Regions from separate parts of the Homo sapiens genome. Here regions 2, 3 and 4 are each linked to region 1. A link is a contact called in ENCODE Hi-C or POLR2A ChIA-PET data. All regions are on one chromosome and are shown on one strand. Each heading gives the region's core, a stretch centred on a gene start or an enhancer-like site at or near the end of the contact. The rest is flanking DNA. Distances are from core to core; before and after follow the strand shown. Region 1 holds the start of CTNNB1 (catenin beta 1). Region 2 holds the start of SEC22C (SEC22 homolog C, vesicle trafficking protein). Region 3 holds the start of HIGD1A (HIG1 hypoxia inducible domain family member 1A). Region 4 holds the start of VIPR1 (vasoactive intestinal peptide receptor 1).

The links. Hi-C counts contacts between places; a loop is a spot of excess contacts on that map. ChIA-PET counts read pairs that join two places held with the same protein, here RNA polymerase II (POLR2A). Pooled maps may share reads with other maps.
Region 2: a pooled map shows a loop between it and region 1 (4-fold over the local background). The contact joins the promoter of SEC22C here to the promoter of CTNNB1 in region 1. A Hi-C loop is called at or near these places in 1 of 37 single-sample maps with no recorded cell type and 6 of 50 pooled maps. POLR2A ChIA-PET finds 5 or more read pairs at or near these places in 2 of 52 experiments (HEK293 and HEK293T).
Region 3: a loop to region 1 is called in a pooled map, with 8 times the contacts of the local background. The contact joins the promoter of HIGD1A here to the promoter of CTNNB1 in region 1. A Hi-C loop is called at or near these places in 1 of 37 single-sample maps with no recorded cell type and 7 of 50 pooled maps. POLR2A ChIA-PET finds 5 or more read pairs at or near these places in 2 of 52 experiments (K562 and OCI-LY7).
Region 4: a map of CD8-positive, alpha-beta T cell shows a loop between it and region 1 (6-fold over the local background). The contact joins the promoter of VIPR1 here to the promoter of CTNNB1 in region 1. A Hi-C loop is called at or near these places in 1 of 168 maps with a recorded cell type or tissue (CD8-positive, alpha-beta T cell), 1 of 37 single-sample maps with no recorded cell type and 10 of 50 pooled maps. POLR2A ChIA-PET finds 5 or more read pairs at or near these places in 1 of 52 experiments (activated B cell).

The regions. Positions count from the first base shown.
Region 1 is chr3:41,196,819-41,201,711 of GRCh38, reverse strand. It overlaps CTNNB1 (catenin beta 1), which reads right to left and starts at 2,207. Exons shown (of 15, transcript NM_001904.4): 1 at 2,042-2,207. RefSeq lists enhancers at 1,337-1,446, 2,157-2,216, 1,558-2,504 and silencers at 1,797-1,916, 2,347-2,806.
Region 2 is chr3:42,579,945-42,585,044 of GRCh38, reverse strand. SEC22C (SEC22 homolog C, vesicle trafficking protein) reads left to right here and starts at 3,078. Exons shown (of 7, transcript NM_032970.4): 1 at 3,078-3,199. It also overlaps a transcript of SS18L2 not described here. RefSeq lists enhancers at 2,663-2,792, 2,785-3,611 and a silencer at 2,993-3,322.
Region 3 is chr3:42,801,713-42,806,682 of GRCh38, reverse strand. It overlaps HIGD1A (HIG1 hypoxia inducible domain family member 1A), which reads left to right and starts at 2,193. Exons shown (of 4, transcript NM_014056.4): 1 at 2,193-2,247. RefSeq lists an enhancer at 359-1,156 and a silencer at 2,018-2,237.
Region 4 is chr3:42,499,153-42,503,964 of GRCh38, reverse strand. VIPR1 (vasoactive intestinal peptide receptor 1) reads right to left here and starts at 1,322. Exons shown (of 13, transcript NM_004624.4): 1 at 1,152-1,322. The coding sequence starts at 1,229. RefSeq lists silencers at 1,064-1,563, 1,624-1,723 and an enhancer at 2,251-2,824.

The DNA of each region.
Region 1 (4,893 bases), core at 958-3,457:
TTATTTTTTTTTAAGTTGGTTTTTCCTGAAAACTTTTAAATGACTGTTCTGGTCTGTGGGAGACTCAGGACTCCACAGGACTCTAAAGTTACATGCTATACTAAGCTTTCTAGCACAGGTTTTTTATTTTTCCCCACCCCCAGGACTTCAAACTTGAATAGTCTCAGCATTCCTTTAATCCTACAGAATAGACTTCTGAAAGTTTTTCAAGTTACTGTTGCAATAATCTCAGGGCCTTGTCCTTGTACACGGCCTTCAGAACAAAGGTTAGGTCAAAGTAATGAATATTGGGCGCAAATTAACCAAATTTTGTCTGGTGTGAAAGGACATCCTCAAACCTTTAAGGGTACTTTTTTTTTAATCAGAGATTTTTCAAAGATTTAAATATAAAAGTAAAATAAATTCCGCACAGCCTTAGTTCAAACGAAAAGCCTCCAAAGTAGAAATTTATGTCAATAATTTAAGCAGAGAATAAACCAGCAGTATAACATAAATAACACTTGAGACTATATTTACTATTTCTTAGGATGAATACAAGTCAACACGAAGACATCTGAAGGTATTGAATGTTCGTTCACCAAGTGACAAATACTGAAATGGCTTCCTAAATTCCAGACAAACTACAACTTAGCGATCTGAAAAACATTAGCCTAGACTTTATGAAAGGAAATGCTGCCGTCTCTTCAAGTTGATGTCTAGCCTAAGCCACCATTATTCATGATACAAAGCTCTCATTTCACTAAAACCACTCCTCGATTTCCTTTTGCCGACCTCTGCATACCAGCAGCCTAGTCTTTCTTCATTCACCACTCACAAACTCGAGGGGTGGGGGGAAGACCACAGATGTCTGGAAGATACAAAGTAGGAGACAACGCTCCCTCCAAAAGGGAAGAGAACGAAGGCAACAACTACATACACCCAACTGCCAAAGCTTTCAAGCTTGGCAGATTCAGAAGCAGGCTATAGGAACTTAACTTCGAAAAGTCTCGGTTCAAAGTCCTCTCTCCAGACAAAACACTGAAAGAAGTTGCAATGCTTGAATTCCATTTGGCCAGCTTTGGAGCGAAGGAAAAATTCACTCCGCTGAAAAGAAAACGTGCTCTATAATTCAATTTTAGCTGCCATCAAACTATTTGAATAAATTTAAATTATTTCTACGAACAAAATTCTCGAAGCGGTCTGAGTCAGAGGCTGAATCCTGCAGTTCACTTGGTAAGAAACAGTAAGCCATCACCTTCGCCTTCCTCCACCCCCTTATTTCACCAGGGTCTCATACCCACTACCATAAATCCATAAGACTCCCAGTACATTATCCACTGCTTTCACTCACCTGCATAGTACGCTAAAATACAGGTGCAAGACATGGATTTTTTATGTGCTCACCCTACTGACGCATCGCACCCGCTGCACTTAGAGTTTAGTTGCTCTAAGGTTTAAAGTTGCTTCGATTCAAACTCACATAGCCAGGGCATTAAAAAAAATAATAACACTTCTATTCTTAAGAATGAAAGAGGAAATCTTAAGAGAAAGTCCACTGGTCCGATCCCCAGGACTGATGGGACTTAGGGTGGCGTCTCTGCCTCAGCGCCCGAACCCCAACTCGCCGCAAGAGCTGAGAAGGCGGAGCCCCCCGTCCCCACCCCGCCCCCCACCCAGGGCCCGGCGCATCCCGAGGCACCGGGTCCCTCCCCCAAACTCGGCCAAGGCCAGAGCCCCGGACGGAAACCACAGACCCCCACCCCCACCCCCACCCCGCCTGCCATCCGGGCTCCTGTACGCGCCCCCGCGGCGCCCCCTCCCCGCAAGCGATGCCCCCAGGGCCCCAGAGAGGCAGCGCGACCGGAACCCGGGCCCGGCCGCCGCCCTCCGCGCCCCGGGCGCGGCCCACCCTCACCGTCCCCCACCTGAGCTCCCCGCTCCCAACCCCAGGCCTCCCGGCTGCGCCCAGCCCGCCGCCCGGACCGCGCGCCTGCTACGAAGTTTGGCTCCGAGAGGAAGCGGGAGCAGCCCCGGAAGGATAAGGAAAGGAGCGCCCAAGCACCTCAGGGGAACAGGCTCCTCCCGCCGCGGGAGTCCGACCGTCCTCGACCTGCGGTGGCGGCTCGGCGGGGACTGAAGCTGCTCCTCAGACCTTCCTCCGTCTCCGCCTCCCCTCGCTCTCCGCTCCCGGGGCCGGGCCAACGCTGCTGCCACAGACCGAGAGGCTTAAAATGGCGCCGCACAAGGAGCTCTTATAAGTCGCGCAGAAGCCGCTGTATCCTGCCGCCACCGGCGCAGCGCGGAGCGTTCCGCCGCGCGAGGACAAGGGGCGGGGCGCGAGGGGGCGGTGGAAAGTAGTCCCCGCGCCGCCCAGCAGTCTGCTGCCGTCTGAGCGCCCCGGGCCGGGGTGGGGTGCCTGGGCACCCCACGGACGCTCCCCGGGGTGACGGCTGGCGGCTGCCCGCTGCGCGGCCTGAGGGCAGCCCGTGAGGGCGCTGTGGTCTGCATCGGGGAGGCCGGGCCCCCGCGGCCTGGGTTGGGGAAGGTGGCCCTGGTATCCTCCCCTGTCCCAAGCCCGACGCCCCCGCCCCGCGCGTTTCCCGAACCGGGAGAGCAGCTGCAGGACTCGGCGCGCCTTTCCCGCGGCCTGCGGAAGGTGGCATCTCGGCCCCGGCCTTCGAGTACCGCTCGGGGCGGCCGGGACAGGTCCTGGGAGGGCGGAAGTTCGGGGCCAGGGCGGCGGCAGGGGCTCGGGTTCAGCGCCCGCCCGTCTTGGGGCGCTCCTGGCCCCGCAGCTGCCCCGTCGCTGGTCTGCGGGTTCCCGGCCGGGCGCGGGTTAGGGGGCCTCGCCGACCTTGTGGTCTGTGCCGCACACTCCCTGCTGGACCTGGGTCGCAGCCCAGTCTCACAGCACCCCCAAAGCCCCCCACTGTCCGGATGGTGGATCCCACCTCTCAGCAGGCTGTTCAGCTTGAATTTCGACCTGAATCACCGGGCCGAGCCGCCTTCTGTCCCCACTCACGAAGGCTGTGAACTCTCCGTAGAACGGGCGCCAAGCCCGCAATTCAACAAGTCCTTAGGAGTACCTACTGTGAACAAATAACTAATGGAAATGGATTAGCTCCAGAGCGCTGTCAATTAGGTTAATTCTTATAGATTCCATTTTTATCTGGTTCCACTTGTCACTAGGTATCAATAGATTTATTTGTGGGGATTTTTCTTTGGAGAAGAAGATTTTTACGGTATTACTTATTTGTGAAATCCAAGTATGTTTATAGAGAAAGCTATCGATTAAGCAGCCTCCAATTTTTTAACTAATTTTCTATTTAAAAACGTTTGTAATTCATTTCAATAGACTGAAAAATGTTTCCCATTCTAATGCAGCAAAATTGACGTTTGTCGAAGCTGCAACAAGTATGATCGATTCAGTTTCTCTAGGCTATTGTTTGTGCTTATTTTTCCTCCAAAACATTGGAGAGAGTACAAAAAGCAGCAGTGAAAGTTACCTCTGTGCTTTTATCCCAGGACTACAATTAATACAAGCAAACAATAGGTCTTAACACATAGATGCAGGCGGAAAACCCACTTATTCATTCACTCATGGAGGTAGGATATGTAGTTTAAGGCACAGCTCATGTTTCAGGGCCAGCGTATTCTTTAAATAACTTTTATTTTTGTCTTAAAGATATTTTACTATATAAGTGGTAATGCCAACTGCCGTCTGTCACCATAGCACATGTGGGCCACTGCAGTGGAAAAAGTCTACACACTAAGATGATGTTCAGTGAGATCCATTGTCTAGAAAGACCTTCTCATTTGTATCTTTCCTACTAATTCTGTAGAATCTAAGTGTAGCTATTGGTTGTGGTCACAATTCAAAAAGATTGAACCGAAAAAGGTATTTCATCAAAACCGTGTTTCTAATATAAACTCAAAAGTATAAATGGCGTTTTCAGGTACTGATTCCTAATTTTAATTGTCATTTGCAGAATTAAGGAATATGCAATTGATTAAAGTCATACATTGAAAATCAGACGACAGATTAACCACTTTTACAGGGCTTTTTTTAAAAAAACATGTTTGCTTTTTCTATGTGCAGGTTTTTTGTTTTTGAATAAGGCACTCTTGAAATTGGTTAAGAAATATCTGCACCATTAGAAGATCTAAAGGATAAAAACGTTTCTATATTTGTATTTCTCTGTTCCATTACCAAAATAATGGAATCATTTTTCTATAATTTAAATACTTTAAATTTAGAATTATGATTTTTAATCCCTACTGACACCGTAAACAAATACATTTTATTAAAGAAAATGTAAAATTTGCAACAATGCAGCATGCTGTTTTTCCCATCATATTAAGTGTACTGAAGAATTACTGGTTGACTAGCATTAAACCAAGTTAGTTAAATTTAACATTGCTCCTAATTTTTATTTGCATGTTTCATAAAGCAGAAATTGTTCTAGTTGTCTCACCAAAAATAAGAGATGAATAACTTCTGTGAAATGAAGACAAACACTATCATTAAATCAAAGAAAAATACATTATCAAGATACATGAGTTTGGTAAAATAAGTAATTTTGTTAAATAATTTTTTTGAATTGACCTTGGACAATACATTTCATAAAAACAGTTGGTTATCTGTTTTATGTCTTTTCCTTCTAGAGCCAGTCACCCCGGGTTTGACATAAATTAATTTTATAAAATGGCGACAGACAAGTGGTTCTAATTTTTAGGCTGTGTTCTTAGAAACAAAAGTGTCTCCAGCTAGTTTAAAAGAGAAGATATTTCTTTTCACGCTATCAGGCCACTGGCATATAAAGCAGTGGTAGACTGAACCTGAATGTAAGGCATCCCTTCGCTAAAACAGAGGCTTTTGATTACCTTTAAGAGAGGAAAAAAAAAAAAAAAAGC
Region 2 (5,100 bases), core at 1,829-4,328, 1.4 Mb before region 1:
TGATTCTCCTGCCTCAGCCTCCCAAGTAGCTGGGATCACAGATGTCCACCATCACGCCCGGCTAATTTTTGTAATTTTTCAATAGAGACGGGGTTTTGCCATGTTGGACAGGCTGGTCCCTGACCTCGTGATCCACCCACCTTGGCCTCCCAAAGTGCTGGGATTATAGGTGTGAGCCACCACACCTGGCCCCAATTCCCCATATTTGAAGAGCACTTATGCTACAGGGTTTTCAATTGCCTTTACCAACCCTGAATCTCCTGGTTTTTCTCCTTCTTTGTGCCTGTTATGACCTACCCTCATTATCAGAGACTCATTGTGGGAGGGGACTACACAAGGGTATAAATCCCAGGAGGTGGTGAACCCTGGAGGCTATCTTAGACTGTATCACAATTCTCTTCAGTTTTCATTTTGTAATTTTTCTCTGGCTATGTAAGCCCCACTTCGATTTCCGCCCATATGATGCTGACTTTCAAAAGTCTATGTCCCGGCTAGGCGTGGTGGCTCACGCCTGTAATCCCAGCACTTAGGGAGGCCAAGGCGGGCAGATCACTTGAGGCCAGGATTTCGAGACCAAACTGGCCAATATGGTGAAACCCCCATCTCTACTAAAAATACAAAAATTAGCTGGGCGTGTTGGCAGATGCTTGTAATCCCAGCTACTTGGGAGGCTGAGGCAGAAGAATCACTTGAGCCTGGGAGGCGCAGGTTGCAGTGGGCCGAGATTGTGCCACTAAACTCCAACCTAGGCCACAGAGTGAGACTCAGCCTCAAAAAAAGTCTGTGTTCAGCCCAGACCTCTACATTGACCTGCAACCTGTATATGCACCTGCTGTGTTGACATCTGTATTAGTCAAGGTTCTCCAGAGAGAGAGAACCAATGTGATATCTATATATCTACAATATAGATCTATATCTATAGATATATGGGAGGGGATTTATTAGGGGAACTGGCTCACATAGTTATGGAGGCTGAGAAGTCCCACAATAGACCATCTACAAGCTGGAGAACCAGGGAGGCTGGTAGACTGCTTCAGTTCAAGACTACCCTGTCTTAGACTTGGCCTCAGAACCAGGGAAGCTGAATGGTGTATCTCCCAGTCCAAGGCCCAAGCCGGGAGAACCTGGGGAACCACTGGTACAAGTCTTGGAGTCCAAAGGCTCAATACTTGCTAAATGAATAAATGGACGGACTCTACTACCTAATCTCCTAGAGTTAGGAGATTAGGGGAACGGGGAATTCTGATGCCAAGGGCAGAAGAGGGGTGTCCCAACTCCAGAGTAGAGAATTTGCCTTTCCTCTGCCTTTTTGTTCTATTATGTGGTGCCTGCGCATATTAGATGAGGACAGATCTTCCTTACTCAGTCCATTGACTTAAATGCCAATATCTTCTGGGAACACCCTCATAGACATACCCAGAAGTAATGTTCCCCCAGCTACCTGAGTATCCCTTAACCTAGTCAGGTTGACATCTAAAACTAATCATCGCAAAATCCTAACCAAGTCTCAAAGGTGCCTCAAATTCAACTTGTCTAAGATGGAGCTCAAGATCAATCTTATCTCCTCTTCCAGTGTTCTCCATATCTGTGAATCCCTGCACCATCCATCCATTTATCCAAGGCTGAACAGTGGCATCATCCTTGAAGCTGCTTCATCGCCCCTTCACATCCAACTCATCACCAAGTCCTATTGATTTTGCTCCTACATTTCTCTGCAGCCTTCTTAGATCTCTTTTTCTTCACTCTCACCCTAGTCCACACTCCAGCTCCATTCTCTCTTGCCCAGATGACTGCACTGGCTCCCAGGCCAGTCCCACCATAGCTCTGTTGAGACTTCTCCATTTTGATCTGCACTTTAGCAGCCAAAGTGAGTTTTATAAAATGCAATTTTGACCAGTGTTCTATGGTCCTAAACTTTCCACTATGGTCCATAAAATCCTACATGGTCCTGCCCCTTCTATTCGCTCTAGTGGATCTCACTCCACTCCTTTATTCTCTAAACTCTGAGTTTCTTTTCTTTTTGTGGTAAAATGTACATAACCATTTTTAAGTGTGCAGATCTGTGGCATTTGGTACATTCACATTGTTGTGTGATCATCACTACTATCCATTTCCAGAACTGTTTCATCTTCTCCAGCTGAAATTCTGTACCTATTAAGCACTAACTTTCCATTTCCCCCTTTCTGGGTTTCTTTTCATCCCTCAAAGGAGCTCTGCTGCCTTCCACAGAGTTCTTATATACATGCTAATCTCTCCATCTGAAACACACTTCCTCTCCCCTTTGCCTAGTTAGCCTCCTGTGATTCCCAACACCAGCCTAGAAGCTTCTGTAAATTCTCCCAAAACCCCTGCTCCTCCCTGAAGAGCAGTTTGTATTTATACAGGTGTTTGATTGTTTGAAGGGTGCTCTCACCCTGCCTCCTCTCTTAACATAGTTTTTCGTGTCAGGAATTCCTCGCTTTGTCCACAACCCCTGGCACATAGCAGGTGCTCAATACTTGCTAAATGAATAAATGGACGGACTCTGCTACCTACCTAATCTCCTTCCAGCCAGTCATCCATCTGTGGGTGCCTCGGTCCCCAGCTTGGGGTGTGTCCCCCTGGGTCGGACTTTGGCGCCCCATCCAGGCTGGCAGTAGGTTGTGCTCTTTGGTTTGCCTATCTCGGGCCTCCCGCCCAGCCGCGCGGACCGCAGAACATACGCCCCGGGCGTTATCACTCTGTCACGCGGAGCCTCCCCGCCTCCAGACGTCAGTCCGGTTGCTACCCCGGCAGGAATCGAGCTTAGATCACGAAGGCTCCTTCTCACCTCCGGACGTGAGAATTACAGGCTTGGATCTCAAACCGCCGCGGTGAGAGCCGGGAGGTGGGAAGAAAGTTGGGAGGCGCGCGCCCCCGTCACACTCCCTCTCCGTTTGGGTCGCAGCCCTTTAAGAACCACTACGTTCGCGCCTTCGCCGGGACGGGGGCTGTGGAGGCGCGCCGGGATTGGTCGGTTTGGGTGCGGGTGTCGCTTAGCAGCAGCGAATGCGGGGTAGGGGGGAGGTGGGGTGGCTCAAGACTCGCGCACGCGCACCACGGCCTACCTGCGCCTGGGCTGCCGGTGACCTGGGCCGAGCCCTCCCGGTCGGCTAAGATTGCTGAGGAGGCGGCGGGTAGCTGGCAGGCGCCGACTTCCGAAGGCCGCCGTCCGGGCGAGGTGAGGGCTGGCGGGCGGAGGCGGGTGCCGCGGCCCGTTAGCCAAGAGCAGGCGGGTTAGGGTGTGGCGCAGGGCGGGCCCAGAGGTGGAGGCGGCCCAGGGCCCACCCGGCCCTCAGTCCCGGCCTTGACCATGGGGCTCCCCACGGGGCTTCACTGGGCTTCTTGGAGTCCTCTGTCCCCTTTCTCCCGTCAGCCTGTTCCCGGACCCCGGGGCCACCCAAGGCACGCGCCTGCAGGAACCCTGGGCTGACAGATGGGCGCCAAGGGCTTCTCCCAGTTGGAAGAGATGGGGAGTGAGAAAGGGGACGATTGTTTCTTTAACCATTCACGAAGCTCACGTCAGAGCATTGTTTAATCTGAATAGCAAACTTCCCTTAGCATGCCCGTGTTATTAGACTTTAAATATTGGATACACTGAACCAACTTTTCAGAGCACTAGGTGTAGGACGTTCCATTACAGGTTTTGTGTTCATTACAGATTTACACATGTACCTCCAGAGCCAGAAGGATAAAGCACTCGGGGAAAAATTAGGTTTGTAGAAATAAAAGCCACGGAAGACTATTGCCAGTGTGAAAAGTAATTGGTGAAATTTGTGACATGGTCAGAAAAAAATACAGCTCAGAACCAACATATAGGGTAATATTTAATTACATTTTGCAGAGAAGAGTTGATCCCACTAAAGATAATTTTAGTAAAATGAAAAATGGAAGCAACTGGAAATGGTTTAACGTTGCCAGATAGAATTAAATAAACAAATAGTGTTTCCTCTGGAAAGTACATTTTGGACAATGTTAATAGCTCTGATTTAAGTGTTTGCATTTGCAACAGAAGCCATCTTGGAGTCAGTGTTTTTTATTCTTAGAATAACTTAGAAATCAACTAAATTCAAAAAGTAACATGATCATAGAGAGGACAACCTGACTTCAAGGTAATACAGTGGATAAAGAGCAGTTGTAACAAGTGTAATCTCAGGCTCCTTCCTCTACCAACAGGTCTCTGATTAGCTTATTAGTGCTCTAAGGAGAAGAAATTATTTTAGAGAAAGGGAGTAGCTGTAATTCCCAAAGTTGGATTTGTAGAAGAAGGATGTGGTGGAAAGATCCTAGGCTTTAGAATATTTGAAGTAAGGAAGTCTGGGTTGAATCTAGCTTTACCTCTTGAGCCTTACAGCTGCAGTTTTCCCACCTATCCGGTATAGATTATGTCTACCTTATAGTTACAAGCATTTAATAACATTATCAGTGTAAAAGGTCCTATCAAGTTTAGTTCCCTACCCCTCTTAGTTCCTAACAAATGACGAAACTGACCTCTACCCTCCTCTTCACTCCATCCCCAAGCAACTTGGAGCCTTAATAGAATCTACAGATTTGGTAACCAGTTCTCAAGTCCTGTGGCTGAAGGTGAATTCAGTAAGGGTGGCACAACTCAGTTTTGTCTTCTGTATTGTGTATTTGAGTCTTCTGTATTCTGTATATACTTTATGGTGAACACTTTGTGTTTGAATATTTGTGTGCCAAATGAAGCCTGTTTTGTCTAAATTCCTATTTTGCAAGGTGCAGTCATCTCTCTCTTTCTCTCTGTTTTTCTCTTTCTTTCTGTCTCTCTCAGCCTCTCTCTCTCTCAGTGCATGTGGTAGGGGCTTGAGGAGGGGTTAAGGGTAAAAGGTGGAAGAAAAAACAGGATCAAGGGTAGCCTGCAGCATAGGCATAAAGTCTTTGTTAATAGAACAGAGATAATCTATGACATGAGCAGTTTATAAACAGATGCTGGGAAGAAGATTTAGGAAATAAGGGAGGCAAATTAAAATATGTTTTTATAAAACCTAGTAACACGGATGCTGTGTATTTGATTACTACTTCACTCTACTTTTAGACAAATTTCATCTGTATAAACCTTTC
Region 3 (4,970 bases), core at 944-3,443, 1.6 Mb before region 1:
CCACCGTGCCCAGCGAAGTATGAAGTTCTTAATCATCCATAGCATGAAATGTTTCTTACATGTATCTTAATTATGAGATGAACGATTTTCAAAATCCTGAGCCCATGACATTTAGTTCCTATCTGTATGACGAGCACTTGGTAGTCTGCCTTGTTTTGTGGTTATATCAAGAAACTCTAACTTAATCACAGATTTCTCCATGGTGCAGTTGTAGATGCTTTGCATCTGAGGACTAAGCTCTGATTTTTTTTATCATGCCCAAATTCCTATCTAAGGGGTCTGGGGAGTCATGCCCCACAAATAATAAGTTATCATCAAATGGGTTTTATTTAACTCTATATATCGTGACTTACTTTCCAACTTGACTCTGGCATAACATTATAAGACAAGGAAGAAAATAAAAATATTTTACCCCAAAACATATTTCTTTGCCATATCTTGAAATGGCCATACAAAGCTGTCCTTTGCGGGGAAAAATTCTCATCTGTAAAGAATCCCTATAACATAGCTAGATCTTTTTCTTCCAGGCCCCCCAATCCTAAAGAGATTAAAAGTCTAGCACCTTTCAAACATCTGAATAGGAAACATTTGTCATCTATTGTCTCTAAAGGCAGCCACTACAAGACTTCAAAAGAACCTTGGTCTCCACAATCTTTTATCTTAACTTGAACATTCCCTTTCTGTTGATCCCAGGTCTTCAGACAAACTCAACCAATTATCAACCAGAAAATGTTTAAATTTACCTATAGCCTGGAAGCCCCCTCCCCTCTCGCCTTTGAGTTGTCCCCCGTTTCTGGACCAAACCAATGTATTTCTTAAATGTATTTGATTGATGTCTCATGCCTCTCTAAAATGTATAAAACCAAGTGTGCCTGGACCACCTTGGGCACATGTTCTCAGGACCTCCTGAGGGCTGTGTCAGGGGCCACGGTCACTCACATTTGGTTCAGAATAAATCTCTTCAAATATCTTAGAGTTTGACTTTTTTCGTTGACCCACCAATTGGCCGGATTATTACTCATTATTTACTTGACAAACACATTAGGAGCCCTGTCCCCGGAAGCTCGCTGTCACGAGGGGCCTCTGACATCTCCTTCTTGAGAGAAAGGTCGCCTGGCCTGGGTGAGGTCGTAGTTCCCGCGACCCCGTGCTTGCAAGTACTGGCTGCCTCCTACTATAGTGTAAGCTCCAGGAAGGATCCCGCGGGGGACCTGACAGCTCACGGTCCTGGCCGACAACCGCCCTGGGAGCGGAATGGATGGAGCCCGCAGTCGTCCCGGCGCACTGGGCAAGCTCTGCTCCCACTGTGGCAGGCCAGATCTCCATTAGCAACCAGAGCAGCTCTCACCAACGCCTCACTGTCATTCTGATGCATGTATAAGTTAAACATTGGAGAAACTGGTGCCTTAGGAGAAAGGCTAGAATGTAAAGACAAGTCCATTAGGATCCCGCCTGAGCTTTTTCAACCCCTAGAGTTTAATTAAAATAATGGAGTTGTTCTTGCACACCTTGTACCAGGACCCACTTTAGATTATTTCCAAGGCTCTGAAGCAATTGTCTAGACACCTGACCCTATTACCGTTAAAGATTGGCTTGAGTGAAACACTTTGGCTTTCGACTTGTAAATGCACTGAATGTATTTAAGCACTAGAAAAACTTGTATTAATAATTTTGAGTTGGTCTGGTGAGTTACTCCGACCTTCTCCCTGTAACCTGTTGCAGAAATAAACTCCGTTCTTTCCCAGTCTGTCTGCATCTCGTTACTGAACGGCGAGAACAAGCAGTCGGACCCGGGTGGGTCGGGGAACACAACCTCACCCGCAGCCGAAACCCCTCACCCGCATCCCTTCCCGGCCCGTGAGGCGTCCGCAGGCGGCGGCGCTCGGGACACGGCGTTCGCGGTGCTCGCCTCCGCTGCCCGAGGGGAAAAGGGCAGGAGAAATCTGAGGAGTCCTTGGGCCAGGAGCCAAAGCCCCTCAAGTGCCCGGGCGCGAACCCCAGGCGCCGAGCTCTCACGTCTGTCTCCGCCAGTACGCTAGAGCCGGGGTAGTGGGCCAGCACTCACCGGCCCAGCCAATCCAGGACCCGCTCTGCACTGCCCCACCCGCCGCGCACACGCACGCGTCCTTTTGCGGCCGCTGGCCTCTGATTGGCTGGGACGGCTGTGGGTGGGGAGAAGCCGGGAGGACTGGGTGCGCCTGCAGGGATCGGAAGCCGGTTGGGGTGTGAGAGGTTTTCTCGCTCTAGGTAAGCGAAACAAGCCGGGGGACTGCGAGCCAGGGACTCGGGCCGCGGGGCGGGAAGAAGTGGGGCAGCGCTTGGCCAGGCCGAAAGGACTTTGGGGGTGGGGGCTGGGAGTCCGTGTCTCGAATGAGGGAGGAGAGGTGGAGTTGCCGGGGCTCAGGCCCGGCCTCGAGCATGGGCGGATGAGAGGAGTCGGGAGCCGAGGCCTAGGGTCCTTCGGGTGAGGGGAGACGGAGCCAGCGAGGAGATGGAGCAGAAGCTTGTGGAGTGAGTTGCCGAGCGGGGAAGACTCGCTGATGGGGTGGTAATGAGAGACGGGGGCCAGGAGGGTGTTGACTGGGCCCGACGGCGGGGAGCGAGGAGCGGGAGCTTCCCCGGAGCTTGGAACATTCTGAAGAGCGGGCTAAGCGGCAGGCGAGGCGGGATAGGAGAGCGAGCGCTCCGGTCACGGAGTCACGACAAGGTCACAGGAAGAGAGGCGGCGAGGAAGGTCGGGAGGTTGAGGGGAGGGCGTACTAGCAGAGGACCTTCCAGTCCTGGTCTTGCTTTTCTCCCCGACCTGGTGTTTCCTCCACCCTGGGAAAGTGATAAGGCCTAGGGTCCTGTGTAGTGCTTCTGTGACCGAATTAAATTTTTCTCCTGCCGAGTCGGCGGGTTAGAGATTACAAAGCACAGCGTAAGGGCAGAATTAGGAGCAGCCGACATGATGCAGCAGTGATATTCGCCTTTGTCTTAAATTCCCGGAGTGGGAAGCAGCTATTTCCCTCTTCGGAGTAATCCCCACGACAGGGATCCCTGCTTCCGGAAGTACAAAGGCACTTTGGAGTAAGACAGGTTTGGATGGAAAGTTCTAACAGGTTGAAGCGGTGACAACCTGGTCATGAAGCTCCAGCATGACACACATATTTGGAGTCCTGTATACTAGGAGTTCTCTTTGTGCACCAGAGTCACTTGAAGGGGCTTCTTAAAGATTCCTTGAGCTCTGCCCCAGACCACCTGAATCCGGATCTCCATGCTGGGGCCTTGGCAGCCATTTTAAACAAGCTGATGGGCGACTGATGCAAAATCAGTTTGAAGCCAGCGTTGCTTTAGATAGTAATTCCCGTGACAAAATGACTGTGAAGAAAGATCCTTCATTCAACCTGTTACGTCTCCTGATGCTGGACGGCTCATCTTCCCTTAATGCCTCTTTAGGTTCCCTGTGGAAAGGTCTTCAGTCGTGTCTTACTAAGCGTACAGAATTAATTTGTGCTCTCCAAACTGACTTTAAATATCTGGTTACTGGTGCCTTTTTTAGCGTCTATTCAACTTTCTGACAGAAATCTGGGACAACTACTGTGGGTGGATGAGAAAACGATAATGAAGGAAAGTCTGGCAGTGGTGTAGTGAAAAAAGTCTTTTCAAATCACAATTGAAATTGTTAGATGAGTTAAGTCACTGAAGAAGATTCCGTTTACCTTAGGCATGATTTTTTTATATATATCATTCAAAGAGAACAACGTGGGCTTCTGTTGAGTAATGGATTCTTAAATTTTCTAATCAGAATTCTTATCTGCCAATTTAATCTAATTTACATCAGCAGCGTAAGATTGATGCTTTGGCAATATATCGTCAATCAAAAGAACCCAGGACTCTCTATCAGAAGAGCTGGATTCTAATCCTACCCCACCAGACATGTATTCCTTGTACTGAGCAATTCGTATAACCCTCTCACAACCCTTTCCCCACCTGTAAAATAAGGCTATTGGCTTGGATTATTCATCTGATTTGTTACTCTCAAATTATATGATTAGAACTTATTGTTCCTGATACTTAACCAGTTTTCAATTCAGGTGGCTATAAACCATGAATACTTTGGAAACTTCTACGTGGTAATTAGACAGTTATCAAAATTTTGTATTCAGAGAGTATTTTAGATATGTACTATATGGGAATTATAATATTTTGACTACAGAATAACAAATAACTGATATGTGTTGGATTTTTAAATATTAATCCTTACTAATTTTATTCTGAAATGTACACATAAGGTATTCTGGAATCACAGACAGATTATCATCTGTCGTTTCAAGCAAATAATGACCATTTTGTTCCCCACACCCTGATGCTTACCGCAGGGGCTACTTTCTGAAACCCAGGTCAAATGCCCTATCCATACAAGCTTCAGAGTCTGTATCATAGATGAAGAACGGAGAAATAGGTTTTCTTCTGTTCTTGATTTATATACAGGAAAGAGACAACTAACCCCCTCCCTCCTGAAAGGAGAAAAAAAAAAAAACCTTTTGCTCCATTGACCTGTTGGAGAATTAGAGTCAGCCAGATGTGAGATAATTATAAGAAAAACTACCAACTTTCTTGCTATTTTTAAAAAACGATTTATGTCCTGTTTTTGTTTGTTTGTTGGGTCCCTCAGCAAGGGTCTTGCCTGTTGCCCCGGCTGGAGTGCAGTGGCTGGATCATGGCTCACCGCAACCTCCACTTTCCAGGCTCAAGCAGCCCTCCTGCCTCAGCCTCCTGAGGAGCTGGGACTACAGGTGTGCACCACCATGCCCGGCTACCAACTTTCTTGCTTTTAAAGACAATTCCCAAATGATTTTTTAGTTTAGAAATGATTCAGGCAAAAAAGGGGAAAACATGCTTTTATATCTGCAGAAGTTTTTAGTTTTTAAAAGTGGATTATGGTATATAATAGTTTTGTCCCCTGTGTTGCAAGGAACTAAGACCTC
Region 4 (4,812 bases), core at 73-2,572, 1.3 Mb before region 1:
CCGCTAGATGGAAACACAGAGATACCTGCTCTGGTGGAGGTGATGGTAAGGGAAGTGACCATGGGAGAGAATGAACTAGATAATCAAGATTCCTCACCCTCCCCCAGCCAACTTGGAGTGGGCATTTAAGGCCCTGCCTAAGCAGCAACTCTAGATTACTCAAAGTCTGGGGTAGGGAGAAAATCAACCTTTGTCTAGGTCTAACTGGTGGGAGACAGATGTGGCTCTTGTGTCTCTGGACCTCGCTTTGCCCATCTGTAAAATGGGCTTCAGTAGACTCAATGAGTGCTGAGGTCTCCCCTGTTCTAGAGTGAGATGATCCATGCATCTCCTGCCTCAATCAGCATCTGCCTCCCAGCCCAGGTAAGCCATCCACAGGAACACATATCACACCCACACATGGGGCACACGAGTACACATGTATCAAGGGCATACACATACCCACGTTGAGAGGAAGCAGAAGTGGGAGGAAGAGGGAGGCCACTGCTTGTTGGCATTGGCTCCCTGCTCAGCTCTCTCCATGTACAGGCCTGGCCCCTCCTGTTAACCACCACCCTTAGCCCCTCACTGCCCACCAGCTTCCACCTTGGGGTCTGGTACCTTTTTGCTTTGCTCAGTGGGAGGGCACACGGAGGGATGTGCCTGTCACTCACCTGATCCCAAGAACCCCTTCTCAAGTCCTGGGGCCCCCAGCACTGGTTCTGATGCTGACAGCCCACAGGCACCTCCAGACGGTCACAGCACACAAGAACGGCCCCTCACATCCTCCCTCTCACCTACGGTGTACCAAACCTTCCATCTCAATCGGCCGCAGTACCTGACTCTGCACCCACTGGCCGCCCCACCCCGCTGCGCACCCACAACCACGACAAGGAAGGCAAGTCTGGGGCCCACTCTTCCCCGCTGCCCCTCCACTGATGCTGTGCCTGCTCCGGGCTGCGCTGGGAGGGACTGGGCACGACCAATATCCCAGCCCTCGCGTCTAGGTTCGGTCTGGAGCGGTGGGAGGAGGCGAGTCGAGATGCTTGATGTCCCCTATTCCTCTTACACAGACACGCGCACAGACGGCCCGGCTCCCGCCATCCCCCACCTCCCCCGCCCTCCGCAACCCCCAGGCTGCCGGGACTCTGGGCGGCCGGGCGAACACTCACCGCCGGCCCAAGGGCCCAGGCGAGGGCGCCTGCCAGCACGCATAGCCAGCGGGCGGGCAGCGGACTTGGCGGGCGCATGGTCTGCCCTGAGCCCGCGGCGGGCGGCCCCGCGCGGGCAAAGAGCTGGCGGGCGGCGCACCAGGCGGGCGATGGCCGGGAGCCTGGCAGAGTGGCGCTGGCGCTGTGGCCCCAGAGCTAAGAGGCGCAGCTCAGGGCTGGGGGCGGGCCCCGGGGGCTCGTCTGACGGGCGGCGGATCTAGCCAATGGATGGGTGGAGGCGGGGCCGCCGCGCAGGTATGGGGCGGGGCTGGGGAGCCCCTGCCAGTGAGGAAGCTCTGCTCTCTCTTTGCCAATCCCACACCTTGGTCTTCCGTCGTGAGACATTTATAGGCCTTCGCCCCTCCGGGCTCATCACCCGGGAATCTCGAGACCCGAACACATTCCATCCTTCCATGCTTAGCTCACGACCTTCGCAAGCTCCCACCTCTGTATCCACCCTCAGCCCCATCCCAGGGCGCTCCTCATGTCTACCCTCGGAGCCACCTCCTCCAGGAGGCCTCCCCGCCAGCCTCCCCATTTCCCACCTGTGCGTCTCCGAGGGTTCGTGCGCGCAAATCCGATTACGAGACAGGAAGTGCCACTTATCTTCCCAGGCTGCGAGCTGGGGCCCAGCAAGTGTCCAGGCGCTGACAGAGATCGGGTTGTTTGATCAATTTTCAACAACCCCAATTCATCCTTCGCGCCGAAGAAGCCAGGCGAGAGGAAGCGAGGGCTCGAAAGAGGCCCGACTCTGGGTTCCTTGGTGTTCCCTGCTCCCGGGTGACCTGGTGGGGCGCGCTCAGCACCTGTTGGGTGCCCTGGCCCTTCAAGCCTCGGGAGACCTGCTCCAGGGAGGATGAGGTGTCCGCACCCTCGCGGGTCTCGTCCAGGGCACCTCCCCAGGGAGGCTGGGCTGAAGTGCCAGCGCCCTCGCGTGGGGAGCGAGGTCTGCTCCCAGCCCGCAGGCCGACTCCGCAGCTGACCTAAAACGATCCACAGACGTCGTCCTCCTCCTGCATTCCCTATTTTACAGCTGGGGATACTGGGGTCCAGAGAGGGGCCAGGACCCTGGCCGCCTGCCTTTGGTGCTGAGCTTCCAAGGGGCGGCTGCTCGGCCGCTGGGTGACACCGGGTCAGCCCCTTTTCTCGTTTATTCGTCCCTGGCATGGGGAGCGGGGTCACCAGCTCTGCGCCCTGGGAGCGCGTCTTCTTGTGGACCAAGCGCAGGTGGCTGCTAGCCCTCTTTCTACGGGCTCGAGCCTGCACAATCGAGGCTGGAGATGTGGTCGCGGCGGCAGGATAGAGTGGCTGGCGGAGCCGTGTGACAGAAGGAGAGGCGGAGTTCAGTGGAGAGGCGGAGAGGGCAGCGGGTCCCAGAGCCCTGAGCAGAATGTGCGGCTACCTGAAGGAGGTCCCGCGCTAGGCTTTGGCTGAACAGCAGGCGCGCAGGAGCTCCCTGAGGACCCACCAGGGCTTCCCTCCCTACAGAGAGGGAACGTTGGGATGCTGCCATGGGGTGGGCTTGAGGGGAGTGGGGGAAAGCCGGGAAGGGATGAGTGCCCTGGCCCTTTCTTCAGGGCGTACTTACACTTTCTTTCCACTCTCTCTTCTTTCTCTTCTTTCTTCCTCCCTTCCAGCATTCCATCCCCTGCACTTGCTCTTTTTCCCTTTCCTCCCTCTCCTCCTTCCCTTCATTAAAGGGAACCTCGCCACCATGGAGCCCCTCCCTCCTTTCTTCCATGCACATTTATTAATCTCTTTCTGTGTGCCAGGCCCTGTGCTGTGCACTGGGGGCACAGAGGTGGATGGGCAGCATCCCCTTGCCATGAGGGGAACTTGGGGAGCTACTGTACTCCCTGCAATTTCTACCTCCTTCCCGATATAATCAGTGAGGCTGGACACAGGCCTTTCCTTAGATTTGGGAGCTGTGGAGATGCCTCTGTCCTAGCCTTTCTTGGGTTTGTACTCGATCTCCCAATGGCGGGAGTGTTTGAATCATCCTCAGCCATCTCCTCAGCTATCCACACCCCTGACGGCTGCTGTTAGCTCAGAAATCAGGGGTCTTTGTCTCTCCTTATGACCCTGTGTACCCCGTCTCGGGTCTCAGTTCCCTGGCAGGACAGTGGAATTGTGTCTTTTTCCTGGGAAGTTACTTGTGCTGGCATGGTGTCCTAGGAGCCCTAGATGTGAAGAGCAAACCTGTGGGTTTGGGGTGTCATGAATCCTCAGCCCTCACTCCTCAACACATACATACACACACAGCACCTAGCCAGCTGCAGGATGCTGAAATCCTATCATTAATGTGTCATGCCCCCAGGGTTGTTGAAGTTCTCCTGCTCTCCTGGAGGACAAGGTTCTTGGACACTTGAGGGTATATGATGGGTGTGAGGATTGGAGAGGCAGACCTCACTTTGCCATGTGACCCACCAGTGAATGGCTGGTGGGCAGGGTGGGGAGGGAGGGAGAGGGACTGGCTACCAGTGGGGATGGGTTGCCTTCCCCTGGCTCTGGAGGGGGGCCCACACTACCCTTCCTCTCCTCTGTTGGAGGGCTGGATGGCCAGGTTGGAGGCAGTGAGTGGCTGGGAAGGCATCTGATGCCTTTGCAGGCCTTGCTCCCCGGAAGGGAGTAGGTGAATCAGAAATAATTGTTTCCTTGCAGATTCTTCGGAATAAACATCACTTCTTTGTTCTTTCAGAATTGTTCTCCTGGGGGATCCACCCTTCCTTACCTATCAAAGGGCACAAAACATATTCAGAAATGAAAAGAGCAGAAAGAAAATAGCAAAACCAAACAAAAACCTAAAAAATTCAACCAACATTAAATGTGACTGTGTTTCAACTAATTGCTCCCGAATGTCCTGTCCTGTGTTCTGAAGCACTGGGGGGAAGGGGGTCAACCGTGGGCCCACTCTTGGGGAGTCCTGTAGAATCTGCTGAGGAAGCCATCCTTTTGTGCACCCAGTTGATCTGGGAAGGCTTCTTGGAGGAAGAGGGATGTCAGAAGCAGAGGGGGGGCCGACGGACTACCTGAGGGAGTGGGAAGCCTGTGGTCCCAATCTCCCCACCCTGTCCAAAGCCTAAGCCCCTCTGGAGTCTGCCTTGCCTTCCCAGTCCAGGCTTGAGGAGGAGAGCCATAGTCGCCTCCTACTCTCTGTTCCCCCATGTCCTTCTTGCATGGATTCCTCCCTGGGGGGGTCTGTTCTGAAGTCTCCCCTCTGGGATCCCTAAAACCTGTCCCTAGTCTCTAGCACCATCTCATATCCCTTCTGGATGTCAGAATCACATGGGTGCCAAGGACACGGGAGGTGGCGGGAAAGAGAGAGAAGTGGAGTCACTTGCCATCCCCCGTGACAACAGGCATGGCACAAAGAGAATCTGCAGTTACTCATTCTGAGCCTGCCTGGCTTCCTGCCTGTCTCATCCATGCGCTGTGTGCCGCCCTCGCCTCCTCTCAGAATCGTGCACTCACTGCCTTCAAGGCTTCCAGCTCAGGGGCTCCATGGTGGTGAGGTTCTGTGGTGGAGTGGGAAGGGGGCTGGGGGGGCCACAGAGTGGCCTTGACCTGTACGCTGGAGGCCAGGCTAGGAGATGGTGAGGAAACCACCTGGCTGGGGGAGTCA